Linked DNA regions of Mus musculus: region 1 is linked to region 2. The links are chromatin contacts, found by Hi-C or POLR2A ChIA-PET in ENCODE. All regions are on one chromosome and are shown on one strand. The core of a region is the stretch at or near the end of the contact, and the rest is flanking DNA. Distances in the headings are between cores, read along the strand shown. Region 1 holds the start of Tmem30a (transmembrane protein 30A). Region 2 holds the start of Cox7a2 (cytochrome c oxidase subunit 7A2).

Region 1 (6,425 bases), core at 2,287-4,786, 34 kb before region 2:
CTATTTTTGAGGCTAAGCTTTTATCTATAATTGATGAGCCCTTGGGGATATAATTAACTGAGAGACCCTAAGCAACAGAAGATGTGGATTCTGAGGTCCCACTGGGGGTATATTCTTTCATTTAGAGAAATGAAACCTTATTCTTAAAACTAAGTTAGTAGGCTGTCTCCTCGAATTTCTGGAAGTTGGTGTCATTGTCCTTCCTTGAAATATCTTGTTTGACTAGTACTTCTGATTGTTGACTGGTTACACAAGAGCCCGCAACAGCAGTGACTTCAGGCCAATCAGACGAACTCTCACTCAGTGTGAGGATGAAAGGTCTCTTAAATGTTCAACTTTAAGAGTTAATAAGCACTCTACGGGAAAACCAGGGAAAGGGTTTCTTTTGTTTGTTTTTGTTCTTATTTTTAAGTCAAGATTCCATGCAGTCAGGCTGACGTTGGTTTCCTGCCCCTGCCTCTCAAGTGCTGGATTTTTGAGTGTGCATCATCATGACCAGCTACCGAGGAGGTTTGCTTGTTTTTTGTTTTTATTTTTCCAGGCAGGGTTTTTCTGTGTAGTCCTGGCTATCCTGAAAGACATAGGCTACCACCACTTGGCTAACAAAAGATTAATGTTTAATTTTTTTAGTTTTAAAACCCAGTTTAGATGACTCTCTGGTGTAATAAATAATTTAGGAGACTAAATGTATCACACAAAGTCTACATGGCCCTTCTAAAAATCATTAGGTGTGCCTTAAATATTATTCCACTGAAGTCTCTAACTGAATGGGAGTGGAACAAAAGGATACTGAAAAGTATTCAAATTATTAAGGACTTTCTCTCAGCACATCTTAATCCCAGAACTCAGGAGATTGAGGCAGATTAATCTCTGAATTTTTAGAGCCTGATCCACAGAGTTTCAGGACAGCCAGGGCTACACAAAGAAACTACGTCTTGGGTGAGGGTATGTTCTAAGAACTGTGGCTCTCAGGTTTAACTTTCCTAGGCAATATTAAGCTGTAGACTCAAACAAACCCTTGGGTATGCTTAGATGATAGAGAACTAAAGCAGCTTGAGGTACTGAAGGAGCCTGACATACAAACCTGTGTGAACTTTGGCCAAATAGTAAAACAACTGTTTTAGGTTTCTTTTCTCCATTCCTTAATTTATCAAAGTTCTTCTTCTTCTCCTTCTCCTTCTCCTTCTTCTTCCTTTCTGACATAGTGGCATAATGTAGTAACTGAACTAAAAAATGAAAACTATATGAAACATACATTTCAGATTATTGATCTGATAGCATTAAGAAATGTCACACAAGGCTGGGTGTGGTGGTGCACACCTTTAATCCCAGCACTCAGGAGGCAGAGGCAGGCAGATTTCTGAGTTCGAGGCCAGCCTGGTCTACAGAGTAAGTTCCAGGACAGCCAGGGCTACACAGAGAAAACCTGTCTCGAAAAACAAAAACAAAAACAAATAAACAAACAAACAAAAAGGATACCTTTTGAGACAAGGACTTATTGTGTAGCTCTGGCTGTCCTGGAATTCACATAGACCAGACTGGCCTTGAATTCACAGAAATCTGTCTGCCTCCGCCTCTGGAGTGCTGGGAGGAAATGTGTGTAATCATCACCCAGTCCCCAGTGAAGTTTTTAGTAAAACTGAGACAGTTAATCTTTGCTCTGAGCAAACCAAAGGAAACAGGAAGTAGGTAAGCACACCAAGAACCATCAGATCACTGCTCCTGCAACAACAGCAACAAAGCTTTAAAGCAAACTAAGGTGTCTTGCAGCATCCTGGAGAGGTCCCAGAAACTTGTGGATACAACCTCAGGTGCTCAAATCTCTTATACAAAATGCAGCTCTTGTAAATGACCTATGTATCTCCCCCACACCCTTCAAACTGTCTCCTGATTATATTATTTATACTGCTTAGTACAATGGAAATAACCACTTAAAAGATAATGATGAGAAATTGTCTCCGTGTTTACTAGCTCAGAAGCAATTTTTTCCCCTGAATATTTTCAATTGTATGTTGAAGGTTCAGTTGTAGCACTATTTAAACCGAGTTCTAGAGTAGAAATAAAGGAACTAACACATCTAACTGTGATAATCTAAACAGGAGTGGGGAAAAAGAAAGAAAAAGGACTCCATGATTATCCCCAACACTGTGATGAACATTTTACCCAACAGAACGTTTAAGACAACAGGCTAAGCCTCTCTATGACAGACTCTTTTCCATTTGAATGGGGTTGAAGGTAAACTTAGGCTGCTAAAGCAAGATACAAACCTAAGGATTCTAGAGGCCTTAAGAATTTGAGATCAGCTAGGCTGTGGTGGCCCAGGCCTTTAATTACAACACCCAGGAGGCAAGAGGATTTATACAAGTTTGAGGGGAGCCTGGTCTACACAGAGAAACCCTGTCTGGAAAACCCGGGGCCGGGAAATCCAAGATCACAGAAGAACATACTGGAGCAAGTCAAAACTGTAGACAAAGACTTTTTAAAAGTAGGTACTGTCAGATAGTCTGGATTTCAAACACAATTTCAAAATGTAGATGCTATATAATCATTTTTTTTGTAAATTTGCAAAATTACACACTTATAAAAGAAAATTTGTAAAATATAGAAAAGAAAAAATCCTGCCTACAGTCAATCAATGGAGGTTAGCATCTTACGCTTTATAGTTGAATTCTACACTTTGTATTCTCTGTACTGCTTTGGTGTCTTTGAGTTACTAATTATTGTTTATTTATTGAGACAGGTTCTCTATGGATTTCCTGCTGGCCTCTTAAGTAGCTCAGACTGGCCTTGTAATTTCAATTACTCTGCCTTTACCTTTCAAGGGCTGACATTACACATAGTCTCAACGAGAATTTCCTTGGCAGGTTAAAACTAATACCCCTTTTTAAACAAGTGGTATTATGTTCTGGTTTTTGATTACCAAGTTTAAAAAAAAAGAATCACTGTCATGTTTTACAATAACCTTCCCAAACCAATGTGAAGTAGACAGAAAAATAAATGAAAATCGATCAGAAGCGAGGGATTAGGGCTAAACTAGGTTGCATCATCATCATCATCATCATTATTATTATTATTATATCAAATGGGTCGCATGTTATACCTCACTTAAATTCATAGAGGCACACTGAGTGGCGAGTTAAAATTCAATAGGGATCTGCATCCTTTTAAACATGTGGACTCCAGGACGCTACAACTCCCTTCAGAAGAGGCGTAGGCGTCATAAGAAAAGTCAACCCGGCGCCGAAATTACAGGTAGCCCAGGTCACCGAGTCCGACCTGACGGCTCCAGAAGTCTCCATGATAACCACAACAGGAAGTGTGCGCCAACAGAAGCGTCCTCCCGGGGAAGCGAAGACGCTACCGTCCTAGTGCGCAGACGTCGCTCCGGGCCGCGCATGCGCTCACGTAGCCGCGCGCCCGGCCTAAAGCCCTCACTTTGTCGTCACAGGGCAGATGATCAGGGTGCGTCCGTCTTTTTCCTCCCCCTTCCATCCTCCTCCCCCTCCCCTCCCCTCGTCCCTCAATCATCTCCCCATTTCCTCTCTCTCCCTCCCTGGGGCGTCTCCTAAAGACGCCCGCTTCCGGTCAGCGGCCGGCCGCAGAAGCGTGTCCCGCCTCTTCCGCCTCCCCGGTGGCGGCGCGGGTGGCGGAGGCGGTAGCGGCAGCGGTGACTGCGCGTCTCCTGTCAGGGTCGGCGGCACGCAAGTCCCCTGGGCGGCCCAGCTGGACGTGGCCGAGCCGAAGCCCGGGGGCCGATGGCGATGAACTATAGCGCGAAGGATGAGGTGGACGGCGGGCCCGCGGGTCCTCCCGGGGGCGCCGCCAAGACCCGGAGGCCGGATAACACGGCCTTCAAACAGCAACGGCTACCCGCCTGGCAGCCCATCCTCACGGCCGGCACGGTGCTGCCCACCTTCTTCATCATCGGCCTCATCTTCATCCCCATCGGCATCGGCATCTTCGTCACCTCCAACAACATCCGTGAGATCGAGGTGAGGGAGGGGCGTGGCAGTGATCCCCCGGCTCCCAGAAGGTGACAGGCGGGCCCCGCCCTCTGGTGCCTTCTCGGTTTCTTCTGTGGCTTTTCTGAGTTTGCAGTTTTGTGGGCTCGCTTCCTTTGGCTCTCGGTTTACCTGGCTGGAAATGGAATGAATACAGCTAGAATGTCGGGTGGACGAGACTTTTTTTGGAGGCGCTTTGCGTGGGTTTCCGAGAGGTAGAGTGAATGTCTTTTAGGAGGAGATAAGAGGAAAAAGAGTTAGATTTACGTGTTTAACTCTGAGGCAACTCACAGGGGCAGACTGTTGTTATTTGGGCGGGGGTTATTCTGGGACACAGAGATTAACAAATTGGTTGGGTGTAGGACCCGGAGTCAATAAAGGTATTGATTCTTCTGTGAAGAAATTAAGTCATACAGAGCGCACACAAGTAACTTTGATTTTGAGCTAATTAGATATTTTTAGTTGTTGGCCACGATATAGTTAAAGGCATGAAACTTCAGTTCTGGTTTGTTTTTAGGCGGTATTCATTTCTAATTATGCCCCACAGTGGTCCTAATTCCTCCTGCTTGATTTTTAAAATATGCATATCAATGATTCCACACGAAATAAGTTGGAAACTAGCTATAAACGATTTCACTGGCATTACTTTTTTTTTTTTGGAATATCCTACTTAGATGTGATAGAAACACTCTACTGAGGGAAACATTTTGATTTGTGTTGGTGCAGTAATCACTGCATTTTTATCCGTCCGCATCAGTAAAGATGGGTTTATAGCAGGATGTGAGTACTGTGTGGCGGACAGTATTGGACGTCCACAAGTCCTCCATCAAATTAAGGGAGTTTTCATCTGTTTGAACTGGCAAGATCGATGTTGAGTAACCTTGCTTTCTTCTGTTGTAAAGATATATTTTTGTGTACTTAATTTAAAAATAAATACTACATTTAATTGGACGTCCCCAGTCATTTTAGCTAGGGACTTTGGTGACTTTGTTCAGTTTACTAAAGTAAGCTGGTTTATATATATATATATATATATATATATATATATACATACATACACACACACACACATATATATATATATTTTAACTGCACAGTGCTTCAGTATTAATGACAGTAAGAATAGTATCTAGAGTGTATTTTAAAAATCTTTTATTAAATTTTATTTTGACTAGAGCAAGCTCACAGCGTATGTTTTTGGTATATATTTTATCTTCGTGGTTTTAGCCTTGTGATATACTCAAAGGTAGCCCAAAATGCTCCAAAATGTAAATGAAGCTCTGGGCCAAACAGGTTGGGCAGGAGAAAAGTTTTGATTTTAGAATATTTTGGATTGTAGAGTTTGAGATTAGGTATGCTCAACTGGAGAAAACTATACAAACGTACAGAATGTTTTAAAAAAAAAAAAAAAAACTTCTCGGATGTAAAACACTTCTGTTCCCTGTCATACCTAAACCCTGAGCTCTGCAGCTTTAATTAGATTTCAGGGGGGGTAATTGACTTACTTTCTCTGAAGGTTAGTTTCTTCATCTCTAAAATAAATAGGATAATGAATTTCTTCTAAGATTTTACACTTAGATGCAAAATAGATGTGCGTTATGACCCATCAGCAGGAGATGAGAGCTAAGGACCAGCCTGAGGGATGGCTGGACTGTTGGGAGTGTTAATGTCCTGATTCCAAGGTGTAAACTCTCACACTACATCATGACCCTTACTGAGATGATAGGAAAGATAATGGGATACCTCCTAAGCATTAGACCTTTGCACCATCTCCTTTAAACTTGATATTAAGATGAAAGCAATGATGATTTAGATTGTGTATGAATATTTACTAAATTGTTAAAAAACTAGTACTGTTTACTACAGTTGGAAAATAATTTTCTTTAAAACTTTTGGGTTCTGAAAAGTAAAGTAAGGTTCTGTAAACTTAGTGATTAGTGAAATGGAAATTTCTTGTGCTTAGTGTGCCCCTGATTTTAAGAGTGTATTGTAGTGGCACAGAGGGACATTGGAGTTAAGAGCTGGCCTAGAGCGAAAGTTCCAGCTCTCACTAGGTGGTGATGGAACCCTTTTTTTTGTGAGCTGCTCTTAATACTACAAAGATTTAGAGTGGATGATCCTTAAGATGCCATTCACTTCTGAAAGTCTGTGACTCACAACTTAATTTTGATTTAAAATAATGCTATGTTCAAAAAGCCATAATTGAAATGAGAGAAAATGAAAATTAGGAGTTACTGGAAATTTTGTATTAACACCAACACATGCAGATAGAATGATTAAAATTTGAGTGTTGGATATGTAGCAAATGATTTCAAATTAGGTCTGGAGTTATTAGAAAAACCTAGAGAGCTTTTTCGACATACAAGTTTGTATGCTTGTTCTTTATTCTCTGTGTGTGCTGGAGATTGAACTCTGGGCCACGAG
Region 2 (6,344 bases), core at 321-2,820:
GAATGGGATAGAAACACTGTTTTGTTTCATATGTGTCCTTTCCTTTTTAAAATGGAATGTGTCTGTAGATGGAGTGGTCCAGTAAAGAGAAAATTGTACTGCCCTAAGTGACAACGCTGTTATAGGTAGTTTTAATGTAAACTCTTGGTTCTTCTTGGACAGTCACTATTCCTAGGAATGTCAAACAGTATGCACTTAGTGTTGGTTAGTAGGCCTATTTTTTTCTAAGATTTACTTATTATTATATGTAAGTAGCTGACTTCAGACACACCAGAAGAGGTAATCAGATCTCATTATGGGTGGTTGTGAGCCACCATGTGGTTGCTGGGATTTGAACTTAGGACCTTCAGAAGAGCAGTCAGCGCTCTTACCCGTTGAGCCATCTCACCAGCCCCCCTAGTAGGCCCATTTTTATTAGTGTTAGGGGAATGGTAAGTATACAGTCGGTTCTGGGAAAACTTATATCCTGTGGTGAAACAGCGACAGCAGCACAAACTTTAACGAATTCCAATTACAGACAATAAATGTAAAAAACAAAACAAAAAAAAAAAAAAAACAAAACTCCCCATCCCCAGCTGTTGGTAATTATGCTCGATGGTACATTGAATAATTAAGAGGTGGTAGAAAAAAAGTCAGTTATAATGGGTGTTTATAAACTTGGTAAGGAAGAAAATTTAGACTGTGTTGGGGGTACAGTAGGTTATGAAGAAAAAAGTACCCCAAGATTTGAAGGAATTAAGCATTACCAGTTTTTATTCACGCAACACTGTGGAACCCGTTTATCATTAGCTTTTACCTGAAATGGCAATGAAGTCGTTTCTGAGTTTGCAAAAGGGTGGAAAGACATTTGTATTGTTGAGTAGATTATTTTTACTTGTACATTAGTGTGCAGAAGAATAAAGGCAGTTGTAAGGAGGAATAGTTATGCAAGACTGATGCAAAATGCTAACAGCCTATCTGTAAAATACGCGCACTTCTGACAGCTCCATCCAGGAGTGAAATGTGCTGCGGATCTGAGAAAGCACGACACAGTCGATATTTGTGTTGAACGTGGATTTAAAAATGTATTCCCCTCTTTTCAGCGTTTTCCCAGACTCAATAACGAAGTCAGCCAGTTCCAGTCTGGGGACACAGGAAGAGCTTCCAGCACAAGGAGTTTAGCAGAAGATCCACAGGTTGGCATACCTGTGGATGCCAACATCGGTCGTTCCTATATGATCTCAGCACAAAGACTAACGCCTCCCACTTTCATCTGTGGAAGACAAACCCTAAAACTGGACTCTATCCGTATTAAGAGGAGCTTTTGAATATTTAAGCTTGTACGACGTAGCTTTGACATCCATTGTTCCTTCAGACTGTAAACAATGGCTCAAAGCCTTCTCACAAGACAAGCTACTTTCCGGGTAGTCTGGTTGTCCACTGACTTCACCAGAGCGTATGAAGAGGGCTGCAAGACTTCACGCCTCTCCATTGCGGGTGGCGTTTGCTTTCCATTGTGATTCTGGGTCCGGCGGCAGGCGCGGCAGGGCGGAGCCAAGTGGTAAGGATAGCTTCGGAGGTCCGGAGGCTAGACGGGCCGCTGCGAGAAGTCGCTCTGGCTCGCCTTCCGCTCTCTATGGTCGGGAGCGCGAGCCCCTCCTCTTCCCGGAACGAGCCCTCTTGCTCGACGCGCGCGCAGCGCTAGGAGGGAGTTCCGTTTCCGGTCTGGTGGCTTTCGATTTTTGGCGTTCAGTAGTCGCGGTTGGTGGGTAACAACCGAGCCAAGATGTTGCGGAATCTGCTGGTAGGTAGCTTTGGGGGTTTGGCTGGTACTGGAGTGTCGGGGCGGAGGGTCAGGCATCCTGACAGAAAGGCGTGCTGGAAATGTGGCAGAAGACAGCAGCCGGAGTCACCTTGGCCGCGCGTCCTTTTCCCTGACCTTCCGTCCACTCGCCCCTGGCTGTTTCTGGGTAGTCGTAGAGGGAAGAGCAGGATCGCATTTGGTTCTTGGTCACTACAGCTTACCGTTGCTTATGGCTATGACTGTAGCTCTGACGTAGGCTCCAGTGGGGGGATCTTGGACACCTGGAAAACCTAGGTGGAAGGTGGCTTTTTGTTGTCATTTTGTTTTGTATCATAGTGAAAAGATAAAATTTTACCTGATTCAAAGAAGTAAGCCAAAGAACTAAATTGTACAGTTTTAGTTGGGATTTAATGGGTTTCATGATTGAAGTGTAATGACGATTCAGAATTACCTTTAACACTTGGTGAATATTTCTCCAAAATTTAAAAAGGTGTGTTTTGATTTTATTTTGTAATCGTTTAACACAATTAAGACTTAACACCAATTACATTTTTCTTAGATGTCCAGGAGTGTTCTAGCATGTGCCCTCCACTGCAAAGTAATTTTTCAGTGCCTTGGCTATCCTGGAACTAAATCTGTAGACTAGCATGGCCTCTGCCTCCCTAGTGCTGCGATTAAAGTCTTGAGCCTCCACTACCCTGCCAGGAATAGATTTTTGACATAGGCAAATATTAAATGAAAATGTTAGAACTTATAAGATGTCTATATCATTTATTTTTCTGTATATCAGCATGTTTTGTTCTATAAAATACTACTGATTAATTTCAGGCACAGGTTATATATAGGTCATGGTTTCTGAAGACTATGATATGTAACATGAAGCACAGAGCAGAGAATAGACAACATGTAGAAAATCTGGATGCTAGTCTTGGATAGTACTGACAAGTTCGATAATGCTTTAAATCTCAGCTTCCTTTCAGTGTGAAGGGTTGGAAGTTGCCTTTACAGGTTTCTTTGGACTCTTAGGTCTTGTTCGATGCATGTGAATTTTCTGTTTCAGGCCCTTCGTCAGATTGCCCAGAGGACCATCAGCACCACTTCACGAAGGCATTTTGAAAACAAGGTTCCAGAGAAACAAAAGCTGTTTCAGGTACTGAAGTGTTCTATGTGATTGTTAATTGTAACAGAGCTGGCACGGTAGAGTAAGTCCAGAGGATCTGCTTCTTAGAGGCTCTCAAGGTTTTTTTTTTTTTTTTTTTTTTTTTTTTATCGTAAGGAGGATTATTTGCTGTGTCTAAGAGGTGCTCAGGGAGGTGGGAAAAATGCAGAAGCCAGTGAATTGTGTGTGTGATTTGATGAATTGGTAATCTTTGGGGGAATAATTGCATAAACCATAAAAAAGAGTCCAGAAACAAAAAATAAGCAGGAATTGTTACAGGGTGTAGCATACCTGCAGGGAAGAGTACAGTAAATAATTTTAAGTGGGGAAGGCTTCTAAGGAAACATCAAAAGACACCCCCCCCCCCCAGGAGAACAACCAAGATCTAAAAATACACGCTTTATTGCTGAAGGAGAAGAAACAGATGTGCAGCTTAGGTATGGTTGTGTCACTGGTACTCAAAGAATTGCAGATTTGTAAGAAATGTATGATCTCACTATAGCTGTCAGGGCGCGAGATGAAGATTTCTGTGGAATGTGGCAGGCATTGCAGTTCTGACTGACACTTAGTTAGCCTTGTATTCTGCTCCTGCCCTAACTCCTGCATCCTAGCTAGTGGATTGGAAGCTGCAGAGGTTTGGAGAATGCCATTTCATGGGGACAGAATATGATTTCTCTGGCTATCGAGATGGAGGACCACTGCTGGCCCCATGCACTGGTGGAACAGAAGTTCTGCCATGTGCTCTTGCCTTCAAAGCTATGAAGCCCCTTTCTGGACACAAATTTTTTATATACCAGCTTGACCGTGTCAGTGTCACCAAGAGATGGTTGTGACCCTGTCATTATCTTTTCGGTTTTGTAGATTTAAGGCTATTCTGCCCTGACTTTAAATGTTCTTAGAATCAAAAAAACAAACAAACAAAAAAACCAAAACTGTAGCTTCTCTGGCAGTTATTGGAGCAGTCTTTTCAGAGCAAACAGAAATGAGTGGTAACCTCACTCCTTGCCATATAAGTAGAAATATTTAAAATAGAATGTTTGCCAGGTATGGGAGAAAGATAGCATCAGTCACAGGCTTTTTACAAGCTGAGCAGTGTATGCATTAGAGACAGAAGTTTAGCTGGTACTGGAAATACTGTAAACAAGTCTATTAGTTAAGAAGCCTTCTCTCAGATACTTGTGTAGACTCTGTGCATGAGCATAAGGAACTTGAAAAAGGATTTTAACCCAACCTATAAATTATTGGAGGGTTGAGTAATGTAGTTCAGACATTCTTTTTTTCCCGATAGAATATTATGTACTCATTGAAGAGAGAATTAAAACAGAGTATAAATGTCTAACATCATTACATAGCACAGTGCCGTTTTGTATATTAGTACATATAAGGTAAAAGAATTGGTAAATAATAAGCATTAACAGTAGAGATGTATGCCATAACTGTTTTGGGTGGTATGTCTTGAAGAGAGGCCCTGCAGATTGGAACAGTTTTATTGTGCTGTATAATTTTTCCCTATGCAAAATTTCAAGTAGTAAAGTATTATATATGCTACATAAAAACAAGATTCTTAAGTGGATATAAGATGATAGACTAGTAGCCTGGCGTGGTGGCTCACACCTTTAATTCTAGTACTCAGGAGGCAGAAGCAGGCGAATTTCTGAGTTTGAGGCCAGCCTGGTCTACAAAGTGAGTTCCAGGACAGCCAGGGCTACGCAGAGAAACCCTGTCTCGAAAAACAAAACAAACAAAAAAGATGATAGACTAGTGTTATAAGTCAGAGCCCCCGGCCCCATTTGGTAAGGGGAAAAAAATCTTCCTGGAGATTGACTGGCCAGTATCTTATATTTACATTGTTGAATTCAAGGAATATATTTTATTGCTCTGGTTTGTCCTCAAAAACACCTCATTAGGTCTCAAATTAGCTTGAAAACGATGCTGTCTTTTACAAGTTTGTAAATTTAAAGTAGTGGTAGAGAAAGGATAAAAGTTGTAAGCCTTTTAAATTCTGTGAGTATCTGTAGCTGTTGGCTTTATATGAATAATTAATATCCTGACTTTTAACTGGAAGCAGGTGATACATGTATCAATGTCTGGTTTTTGTTTTTTGTTTTTTTTTAACCAGGAGGATAATGGGATGCCAGTTCATCTGAAAGGCGGGGCATCTGATGCCCTCCTCTACAGAGCCACAATGGCTCTGACGCTTGGTGGTAAGACATCTTTTGAGGGTTTACAAGTCAAGAGTAGCTGTGACAGTTTTCTTGCTTTTGATGTGGTGTGTTTATTGCAGTCTGTCTGCACACCATCTCTATGTAGCTCAGATGAGCAGTCAGGAGGGCAGCTAAAACACACTGCTTGACCTTCAAGTAGGTCTGGCAAGGCAGGTTTGTGGTTAACAGAGCTAGTTTTCTATATGTCACTAGTGCTTCTCAACACCCTTCCACACACATACCCCAAATATTCACACTCTAATAGGGGGTTAAAAAAGATTGTACTCTTTATTATATTGAGGGCTTTGTTGTTATCCTTATATTGAAGGATATCTACACTTTTAAAATAGAAATGATGAAAGTAGACTAATTTAAATATTTTTTAGCATTTATCAAGACACTTTTATGTTTGATCACCGATGTGTATGTGTGCTCCCACTAGAAATCAAACCCACGAACTGAACTTAGGCATTAGATGCAAACAGACTACCATTGCCATATTCCCAGAACTTAGGCATTAGATGCAAACACTCTACCTTTGCGGGATTCCCAGCCATTGAGCTTCACAGCAGTTTTGCCTTTCACATTTGAGCTAGGCTTTAATTGAAATAAATAAGTGTATGTTCTGAAACCAGAAATCTTAGTAAGCCTTTTCTTGGTGTGTTTCTCAGGCACAGCCTATGCCATCTATCTGTTAGCTATGGCTGCATTTCCCAAGAAGCAGAACTAATGTCGTCATCCCAGTCTTCACGTGGTTCAGTTTCATCAACGCTCGATGGACCAGGAATCTGATGAGTAACTGAGCTCTTCTTTGGGGATCAATATTTATTGATGTGTATTAACTGCTGCCAATAAAGCAATCCTTAACCATTTTGTGTCTCCCTTTTCACTTGAGAATAAATTCCTGGTAATACCATTTTGTGTCAGCAGTTGGCAAATCTTAGATAAGAAAAAAATTTAAAAGTTGTTTGTCCACAAGTTTATCTAAAGCACCATTGTCATGGTAATGTGTATTCACTTTTAGCAGCTAGGGATATTTAGCTGTCTTCTTTAGGTGTCTTCAACACCGCCTGAGCTTGACCATTGAGAGGATGTTGCTTTGCTGTCTGTCCCCTGCCTTAGGGGCCTGGTTGAAGTGCTGGGCACTGCTCAAGTGGAGGTGGGTCCTGCTGGCTCACTCCATTTTCTGTGCTGAAGT

The links. Hi-C counts contacts between places; a loop is a spot of excess contacts on that map. ChIA-PET counts read pairs that join two places held with the same protein, here RNA polymerase II (POLR2A).
Region 1: a map of heart shows a loop between it and region 2 (6-fold over the local background). The contact joins the promoter of Tmem30a here to the promoter of Cox7a2 in region 2. A Hi-C loop is called at or near these places in 12 of 37 maps with a recorded cell type or tissue (T-helper 2 cell, adrenal gland, gastrocnemius and 3 more). POLR2A ChIA-PET finds 5 or more read pairs at or near these places in 3 of 5 experiments (Patski and embryonic stem cell).

The regions. Positions count from the first base shown.
Region 1 is chr9:79,790,541-79,796,965 of GRCm38, reverse strand. Tmem30a (transmembrane protein 30A) reads left to right here and starts at 3,536. Exons shown (of 7, transcript NM_133718.4): 1 at 3,536-3,992. The coding sequence starts at 3,756. 4930429F24Rik (RIKEN cDNA 4930429F24 gene) reads right to left here and starts at 3,325. Exons shown (of 3, transcript NR_040734.1): 1 at 3,101-3,325; 2 at 1,081-1,226.
Region 2 is chr9:79,755,079-79,761,422 of GRCm38, reverse strand. It overlaps Cox7a2 (cytochrome c oxidase subunit 7A2), which reads left to right and starts at 1,570. Exons shown (of 4, transcript NM_009945.3): 1 at 1,570-1,783; 2 at 2,844-2,933; 3 at 5,062-5,146; 4 at 5,818-6,182. The coding sequence starts at 1,766. The coding sequence ends at 5,876. It also overlaps the pseudogene Gm51685.